Regions from separate parts of the Homo sapiens genome. Here region 1 is linked to region 2. A link is an interaction called in ENCODE POLR2A ChIA-PET data of the cell type or tissue named here. Cell type or tissue: Panc1. All regions are shown on one strand.

Region 1 (5,000 bases), 1.5 Mb before region 2:
TGTGTGTGTGTGTGTGTGTGTGTGTTTAGGCCAGTTTGACATAGCATCACAATAGGGAAGACACTGATGTGCCTTTGCCGGGTCACTGATTCAAACATTGTACTTTCAATCTGTCATGGCACCCTTCTATAGAATGGCAACTAAAACTATTTTCAGAGAAAAGAGAAAATATTTTTCCATTGCAGACTCATAAGGTGACTGTTACAGTTTGTGGTTTCATTTCTCTGGGCCCTTAATAGGTTATGGAATCTGGGGAGCTGCCTTTGCCCTAATGAGCTAATAACTTTGTATATTTGGAGATATATATGTAGATACAGTTTTGTCCTTAAATCTTTGAATAGGTAGTTGTGGAGGCTAAAGCAACTCCATCTTGAATGCCAGTCCACCATGTTGACTTCTGATTAAACCCAGTTCTGGGAAGGCCTCTAAGATTTCCAATTTATCTGTTGTTTCTTGTGTAAGAGCATGTACTTACTGTAATTCCTGTCCTTACATGAGAACAACCTTGACGTTATCTTACTTCAATTGTCCTACACATCCCTTCTGAATCACCCTTTCCCTGTAGCATATAAGCCCTGCATCTGGGGGTCATGGCACGGGGATCCACCATCTTGTTTTGCCGCCACCTGAGACGCAGACGTGGCTTCTGTTCCTACATTCCTATTAAATATTTCTTTCTAAGGAAAACAAGAGTTACTGTAAGAGGCAAGTTTTAGGTCTTTAAAGAAGGGCATGATTGAGAACAGTTATTTTAAAATCAGGCTGTGATGGTATAATTTACATGTAGCAGGAGAAGGAAGAGTGGAGCTGAAAATGACCTGGATCTGGAAGGATGTGGCAATAGAGAAGGGGATTGGAAGAGTAACTTTCTCCAAAGATAAGGCATATGCTTTTTTGTCATATTTGGTCATAGAAACCTGACTCATATCCATTTGGAGCTTGCCACAGAGACGGCTGGAAAGAGAATGTGCACTCTGATTCAGAATGGGGAGCTCATTTTTGCCTTGGCGGTTTGCTCTGATAGGTGGTGCTAGTGTCGTACTTTTGATCACACAAGGATACAAGGAGAGCAATGCTTCCTGGAATTACACCTTATTAAATCTTTGGAAGAAAAAAATTAAAGGTACACGTTTGAGAAAGACCAATTGAAAGACCTGAATTTGCCATCTATTTAATTAGAGTAAGAGACTGTTGCTAAGATACCTGCTTGCCCTTTCTATTTTTGGAGGTGTGGGAAAGAAGTAATGTCCCTGTTTTTTTCCAAGTTAGAAAAAAATAGTCTTTCCACTCTTTGTATAAACATACATCATAGGGCAGGGGGCAGTATATATGTATGTGTAGGAAAAGAAATAATGCAAGCATGTGATCAGTTTCTAAGAAATTGAGTTATTGGGACTTAGTCCTGAAATAAATCTACAAGTTAACTATCTTAACCTCATTTTATGAATGAGGAAATTTGGAACTTAAAGAAAAAGTTATTCATCAGGTTCACACAACTAGTTATAATGACCTGAAAATTGTTTACAATGCTTGAATGCTTGATTTAATATGGCCTATAACACATATACACGCGCGCGCACGCGCGCACACACACACACACACACCCACACACCCATACACACCCTTAGCTAGCAAATGTACAAAGGACTTTAAAATACTGCTAGAAGAGAGGTAAATGATGATGGTCAGACCAGAATTCTCATGGTCTTTTCCAAAGTCACTGCTTCGTGTCGCTTCCAACTCCGAGTTATTCTCACACCGTTAATCTGACATAAACTCCTGCTAGTCTGCTAAGTCATTTTCTTCTAAGAATCTTTTATTAATTTATCACAGCCATCATTTATAAGCCAATCCATGACAGAGGGATAAGGTGGCTTCAGGAGGAACCAATTTAGTTATCCAAACTGAAGTGCAGGACTGTTGTTCTCCTTTATGTCACTAGAAACAAAGCAGGAGAGATTTTTCATTTGTCTACTGTCAATGCCAAATACTCTATATATCCAGACTTCTAAGACCTGACCAAAAATAAACTTTCTACAGAATTTTGCGTTGCAAACTTGGGAAAGAGTGAGACTGTGTACGCACGAGAAAGAGAGAGAGATTGGGGGTGCGTAGTGCGTGCCTGTAGTCCCAGCTACTCAGTGGGTTGAGCTAGGGGGATCGCTTGAGCCAGGGAGGTCAAGGCTGGAGTGAGCTGTGATTGTGCCACTGCACTCCAGCCTGGGTGACAGTGAGACCCTGTCTCAGGAAAAAAGAATGTGTACGGCTTTCTTTTGGGAGGTTTTATATACCATAGCCAGCATATTGTGAGAGCTGAGTTAACATGAAATAATAAAAATAAAATTCATCTTTCCTCCCACGCTCTGAGAATCCTTCATAATAAAAGCTGAAATTTATAGTCTCAATATTCTTCCTATGAGTCATTATCCTGCTCTCTTCACATGATGCTTATTAGTAGTGTCATAGGAGCCAGATACTCAGCCAGGTGCCTTTTACACTGTCAGGGCTTGGGCCAGAACCAGTGCTTTTCCTCCCAGAAACACCAGTGAGTCCAGAAAGCTTGTGCATGGAGTAGCTTTGGTGGGGTCAAAGGCCTTTCTTTCTGACAGGATTGTACATGTTTAAGGGCAGAGTGCAGTTTGTTTCCTTTGAACATGTAAACAAGGTTTTTGTTTTTTTGGAAGACTCAAGCTGGATATGTGATTCATGAATTGTCTTAAGGCACAGAATTGAGAAGGATCTCGCTGTTAATGTATACATTTAATGTTTGCGTGCCCGTGTGTGTGTGTGTTTCTCAAGATGGAGTCTTGCTCTGTTGCCCAGGCTGGAGTGCAATGGTGCGATCTCGGCTCACTGCAACTTCCACCTCCTGGGTTCAAGCCATTCTCCTGCCTCAGCCTCCTGAGTAGCTGAGATTACAGGCATGGGCCACCATGCCTGGCTAATTTTTGTATTTTTAGTGGAGATGGGGTTTCACCATGTTGGCCAGGCTGATCTCAAACTCCTGACCTCAGGTGATCCGCCCACCTCAGCATCCCAAAGTGCTGGGATTACAGACGTGAGCCACCACGCCCGGCCAACCCCAAAAGTTAAGTGATAGTGCATGTTAAAATCAGTGACATCGTGGAATAAGAGATATACCGGTAGTGAAACATTTGGCTGATATTCATACATATGGATGATCCACATTCTGTTGGAATCTAGTCTTGTGTCAGTGTGTGTTGGCCGTACGAGCCATGTTGCCCATTGGACCTTCCTGTTCCAATAGTGAGATTGTCACTCTACCATGGGCCACATGTTGCTGGCCGAAGTTGGGTGGTCGTGGCTTAATTCTGGGAATGAGGGCAGATATTAAAACTGTCCTGACTGTTCTTCTCTTGTTTCAGTGCACGAAGGCAGCCCTCTGGGTGAACTCCATCGCTGTATCCGTGAGGGGGTGAAGGTGAATGTTCACATCCGCACTTTCAAGGGACTTCGGGGCGTCTGTACAGGCTTCCTTGTTGCATTCGACAAGTTCTGGAATATGGTAATTAAGCCTTTCTCAAGGGGCTGGAGAACCTCCTACAGATTATATCTTCTATAATATTTAAAGGACCTGAGTAACTGCATTAAGTAAAACCCAAAAAATAACTTCTTAGAAGAACTAGAATTTTTGCATACTTTTGGGCAACAACAAGAAAAGGTCTTTTTATTGCTTCCTTCTCCTTAAGGCAGTGGCTCTTAACCAAGGTAATTTTGTTCTTCCTTCACTCCCAGGAACATTCATCAATGTCTGGGGACATTTTATTGTCACCACTATAGGAGAGGGTACTACTGGCATCTAATTGGTAGAGGCCAGGGTTGCAGCTAAACAGTCTACAACACACAAGATAGTCCCTCAACAACAAAGAATTATCCAATCTGAAAAGTCCTTAGTGCCAGGGTTGAGAAACCCAGCCTTAAGGACCAATTATTTTATCGGTTTAGTAATTTTTAGTTGATTTTCTACCAACCATTCTTTCATTAATTAAGAAAAACATTTATTGACTTCCCATTTTGGCTGAACCCCATGCTAGGTGCAAAAGTTTCAGAAAGGAACTTGCACTTTACAGTACATGGGAAGGTAAATAAGGATAGAGGTGAAGCAGACATCAGTAAACAAAGCATTTTGCATGATGTCTTTTTTTTTTTTTTTTGAGACAGTGTTTTGCTCTTGTCACCCAGGCTGGAGTGCAGTGGCACAATCTCAGCTCACTGCAACCTCCGCCTCCTGAGTAGCTGGGATTACAGGCCCCTGCCACCATGCCCAGCTGATTTTTGTATTTTTAGTAGAGACAGGGTTTCACCATGTTGGCCAGGCTGGTCTTGAACTCCAGACCTCAGGTAATCCGCCTGCCTCAGCCTCCCAAAGTGCTGGGATTACAGGCATGAGCCACTGCGCCCGGCCACATGGTGGTTTTATAATGAGGGAGTGTGCCACACTTCCTAGCCTTCTAGAGGCTTACTTTTTTTCTAGACATTTGTAGGAGAGAAGGGATATGTAATAGCACAACTATAATTTGAGGTAGTTAAGAACTACTAGGCTGCACGCGGTGGTTCACACCTGTAATCCCAGCACTTTGGAAGGCCGAGGCAGGCGGATCGCCTGAGGCCAGGAGTTCAAGACCAGCCTGGCCAACATAGGGAAACCCCCATCTCTACTAAAAATACAAAATTAGCCAGACATGGTGGCACAAGCTTGTAATCCCAGCTACTCAGGAGGCTGAGGGAGGAGAATCACTTGAAGCTGGGAGGCGGAGGTTGCAGTGAGCCGAGATCATGCCACTGCACTCCAGCCTGGGTGGCAGAGCGAGACTCTGTCAAAAAAAAAAAAAAAAAAAAAAGAACCACCAGAGCTTTCTGGTGTTTCTTTTCCATATGGTCTTCTATCTCCAACTTTCCTTTTCCCTGTGCTTTATCCCCATCCACGCATCCTCCTGGATAAGAACAGTAGCTGCTAACATATATTGAGTACCTGCTAT
Region 2 (5,000 bases):
TAGTGCTATCCACAAAAGATGAGTTTACTGAACCGAAACGTTTTGTTTCTAGTGCACCATCTCTTCTACTACATCATACTTCTTTCCACAACAGCTTACCTCTTAGGGATGTAAGGGGAACGTTCTCAGGGCTAAGTTTTAGAACCCAGAAAGTGATAAAAATAAATCTCAGAGAGACAGGACAACTCTTCATGACTTTATAAAAGATATATTTTGTGACAGGCAACTCTAATAATAAAATATTAGCAAAACCACTATAGTACCATTCAAACCATGTCTGGAACTCTGCAATCACAACATTAATAAAATATATTGCTATATACATTACAAATAAACCAAAACCTAAAAAGTAAGGATCATGATTTTTATTCTAGGTAAATTTTATCTGTTTCATGCTTGTATTTCTTGACTTTAATTTCTTCAATCTCTTATCATTATTTTTACCACTAACCCCATAGCATATCAATGATAGTTCCATTTTTCTTGAAAGGGGATTCAAGCAAAAAAAAAAAAAATTATAGTTCCAGGAGGATTTTTTTTATGGAACAAAGTATTATAGTATCATTTCCCAAATTTCATTTAACTGAACACTTTATCTTCAGCTGATGTTAATGTTTTCGTTTATCTCAGGGAACAATAAAGAATGTTGCATTTTAAAAAGCTTACTTTCTGAATTACTACCAAACCCCAAAACAAGGACAAATTAGAAGGGGCCAAATGTCTCTAAAAGTATTTCTCATTGTTTATATTTCATCATATTAAAATCTAGAATGTTTTCTTCTGCCTTCCAGTTTTATCCAGTAAAATAAATCCAATACTGCTTACTTTCTTGTAGCCTTAATAATTCATGTGCAATGATAAGACAAAACTATCAAGATTCATAAACACTCATCAATAACTATATCACTATCATCTTAATGAAAATGAACTTCATTTTACCCAAATTCAAAAAGATACTAAGACATAAATCAGAATGCTCACTAGAAGATTAGAAAATGTGATGTAGACACTCACCTACATAATGCATATTAAGAGCCAAATACTTATACTGGAAAAGAGGGTTATTACTAAGGCTACTTCTTTGGATCTGCTGGAAAAAGGAGCTGACATCCCATCTGTACAGGACATCCAACAGCATGATGCTTGGCACCCTCAGGGCCACATTTAACACTGCCTCCAGTTTCTCCTTTGCAGCCATGTTGTTTTTTTTTTTCTTTTTTTTTTTCTTGGAGAAGACCTAAAATTCAGAAGACACAATATATAAAAATAAAAAGTCAACACAAATCGCTTTTAGATACCCTTTCACGAATCTAATAGGTTGTCACACACTGTACAAAACTATGTGAGAACGTATACTACTTCTCAGCCACAACTACTATTTTTAGATATTCATAAAATAACCTCTGTATTGTGTTTTCACATTGACCCATTCAGTTCTGTCCAATCTTATAATTCTGATTAAATGTTCTGGCCTCAAAACTAATTTTTTAAAAGGCCACTAACTCCAAATCTAGGAACAAAACACTCTGTAAGACTACTGTAACTTGTATAAAATTAACTTGAAAAATTCACTCACTCCAATAAAACTATGATTTATGTAGCTCATAAGAGGGTGAATTTTGAATATTTACTCTATGAAAAAGCCTAAGCAATTCAATAAAAACTTGATAACTGCACGTTTAGTTTGCAGCATCTTGTACTCTATGCTTTTCCTTATTCACTTACAATCAAAATTGAAGTGCTAAATTTACAATCCAGAGAACTCATGATGTAGATACAGGTAGAGGGAACATTATTTACAATATCATTTCCTTGAATCTTTAAAGTTAAATATGGTCTAAAATTCCCATAATCTGCCTTCAAGTGTTCATCAAATTCTTCCCTTGATACACAGATAAGCAGGCACATGGAAGACGCCAGGCATTGAGTCTGCAGCCCCTGTCTCTGCACAGACCATGATAAGTAGTGGGGGGGGGCAGGGGGAGGAGGAAATGAAAGGCAGTTATCAGGACAATTTACTATTTAAAGGGACAATTCAATGCCATACTGCTTTATATGGTAGAACTTCAAATTAATCCAAAAAAATATAAAATAGGGCAAACAAGGCCGGGCGCAGTGGCACACGCCTGTAATCCCAGCACTTTGGGAAGCCGAAGCAGGCAGATCATGAGGTCACGAGTTCGAGACCAGCCTAGCCAATATGGTGAAACTCCGTCTGTACTAAAAATACAAAAATTAGCCGGGCATGGTGGTGCACACCTGTAGTCCCAGCTACTCAGGAGGCTAGGGCAGAAGAATTGCTTGAACCTGGGATGCAGAGGTTGCAGTGAGCAGAGATCACAATACTGCACTCCAGCCTAGGCAACTGAGCTAGACTCCGTCTCAAAAAAAAAAAAAAAAAAAAAAAAGCAAACAAAAGTGGGTAAAGAACAATTTAAAGAGTAAAGATAATTCTGGATTGTTGGCTCTGACAATATCCTTTTAAGAATTTTGCTGAGAAAGCTAAACACATTTCCAGCTTTAGCAGTAATTTCAGACATTACAGGACAAACGAAAACATTTATTTCTGCAGAAAATTATAGTGACAGATTGCTATGCTATGGTTAAATATTTGTCAGTATTTCCATCTTACCCTCCAATTTTCATAGCTTCCTAGTTCAGATAGTCAAAAAGCTAAAGGCAACCCAACTTGGCACACTATCAATAAAAGCTTTTCAATAATCATATATCAACCATTCCCATAACCCAAATGTTTTATATATATAGCCTGCCAATAATATAGATTTAACATTTTTATAGATAAGTACTGCAATTCTGATTATTTCACATGAACAAGATCATTTTCATAATTTTCCTACATAAGAAAAAATATTATTGTGAAAATCAGAACTAAATATCATGTCCTAAGAAGGAAAAATGCACTGAAAAATAAAATCTCTAACCTTTAATATTTATTGCAAACCAACCACTGAGGAATCTAAATTTCTCAAAGCCCATGATATTATTATTTTTTCTAATCCCAGGAAAAAATACACCAAAACATTCACAGAAATTGTTGGTAAAGAGTTTAATGCATTTTAATGTGTATAAGCCATCTAGATAACTTCAGGAATTACAGTGGAAAGACTTACTTTGGTGAGCAAACTGATAACCCAATACCCTCTTGGGAATTTATTTCAAAGTAATATTGAATAGATCTTCTCACAAACCACCAGCCACCATATTTGAAAATCACCACGTACTGAGATGACAGTATTACTGACAGTCTTTATACTGCCATCGAAAAGTAACTATTTTTCTATATTCTGGAATCCAATATAAATCATTACTCTGTTTTTATAAGTAACAAGAGAGGGAGGAGCTATTACTGATTTAACACTTGTAGCCCATATTTATTTCATTTGATTTGGAACCTTTCTCTTTTTTCAATGCTTTGCTATTTTAAAATGTGCCCATTTTCACCATTTACTGTGGCTCCTAAACGGGTAAAGAAGAAAATTTAAACTAAACAAATAACTAATCCTGCTTTAGAAATCAAGATCTGCTAGGGAAGAAAAACTCCCTAATCCGTACAGAGGATCATCTCTATTACAAAAGTCCATTAGCAGAATGGTACATGTTCCCTCTTTATTTCCACCCACCACTCCTGCCTAACAAATATAATAAGAAACAGAAAACAGGACACATTTCTATTTCTATAAAGAGAAAATACCGGGTCCCGAAAGCTGTCAATAAAAAACAATATCCAAGATCCCCCTCTACTACATAGTCAACTCGAGACTGAAATGTTTTTAACAAGGACTTTGGATAGAATTAAATACGCCCAAATAAACGAAACTAAATGTTGCATTTATTTCTATACGTGAATGTTATTTTAGCAAGTCAGTGGCAAGCTGGTCATGTATAAAGGCACTGACGAAACAAATTTAATACATGGAAAATCAAAGAGAAAAAAATTTCAAAACCTTATCACTTTGAACCCTTCTAAAGTAAAAGAGCACATGATAGTTATCAATACAAATAGGTACTTTACACTACACTTTAGCACCACACACTAAACCAACATCAAAACAAAACTTTAAAATATTCATCTTCTTTGCAAGTACTTGCAATTACTCACACCTGCCAAATCACTATATCATACAAACACGAAGTAAAATGGAGCCTTCTCTCCTGATCTAGAGAATACCTTTATAATGTTGCCTAATTTATCCTGTTCCAGATTTATTGTCAAACAGGGCTAATCAGCATATCCTAAAGTACAGGGGAGCTCAATATTCTCTTGAAAACAAAATAATACCAAATAATCCTAGAAAATAAGCAGGAGAGCTGAAAGCAGAAAAAACCGAAAGGTTTAACACACCCAAAGCCAAATACATAAACTTCCTATACTGTTTTATCTTCCATGCAAGATTTTAAAATGTCCTCCTTGAACTTTGAAAAGAACTGGGAAAGTAATATCCAACATGATGTGTCTGCAGGTAACATAAACTAAATGTGACTCAAAGATGTTTTACACAGTAAAACAGCTAAAAACAAACCAAAAAAAAAAAAGGCATTTCTTTCCAAAAACCACAAGAGGTGCAACAAATGCTAACCAAAAAGGAGACCTCAATGAGTTCATTAAATGACCTTCTCAGGCTTAGAAGCAGCAATCCGTAATTATGAAAACAGTAATGTCTTGTAGAAGTATAATGCTGTACAGTTTACCATTCAAATTTGTGGGTTAGAAAACACAGGGGGCTTCATTCTACACTTTCCTGAAAATACGGGATTTTAGTTTTGAATATGAAGAAACCAAACAAATCGTCCTGAATAAGAAAAATGTAGGTTTTTACAGTCACAGCTAATCTCTGAAGAACTATGTCAAATAAGAGAAATGAAAAATGTGATTTTTTATTTCTCTTATTTGAGTTCTTCAAAAATACACCTCCTAAACTTTTTTTTAAAAAGACAAAGAAAAAACAAGAATGACACGTGACCCAACTTAAAACTATTCA

Evidence for each region. ChIA-PET counts read pairs that join two places held together with the same protein. Peaks named below come from ENCODE experiments on the same cell type or tissue, not always from the same donor. Only the 100,000 strongest peaks of a DNase experiment are listed, where the experiment ranks them.
Region 1: POLR2A ChIA-PET joins it to region 2 with 20 read pairs; 2 of 35 experiments call an interaction of 5 or more read pairs at or near these places.

Annotation. Positions count from the first base shown.
Region 1 is chr5:157,748,004-157,753,003 of GRCh38, forward strand. LSM11 (LSM11, U7 small nuclear RNA associated) reads left to right here. Exons shown (of 4, transcript NM_173491.4): 2 at 3,387-3,526. Among named protein-coding and RNA genes, the nearest start is that of LSM11, 6.8 kb to the left of the region's middle. In Panc1, no CTCF peak of the experiment used is centred here; no DNase peak of the experiment used is centred here.
Region 2 is chr5:159,202,420-159,207,419 of GRCh38, forward strand. RNF145 (ring finger protein 145) reads right to left here. Exons shown (of 11, transcript NM_001199383.2): 2 at 1,015-1,237. The coding sequence starts at 1,198. Among named protein-coding and RNA genes, the nearest start is that of RNF145, 4.6 kb to the right of the region's middle. In Panc1, no CTCF peak of the experiment used is centred here; no DNase peak of the experiment used is centred here; H3K4me3 peaks cover 1,475 bases; H3K27ac peaks cover 1,907 bases.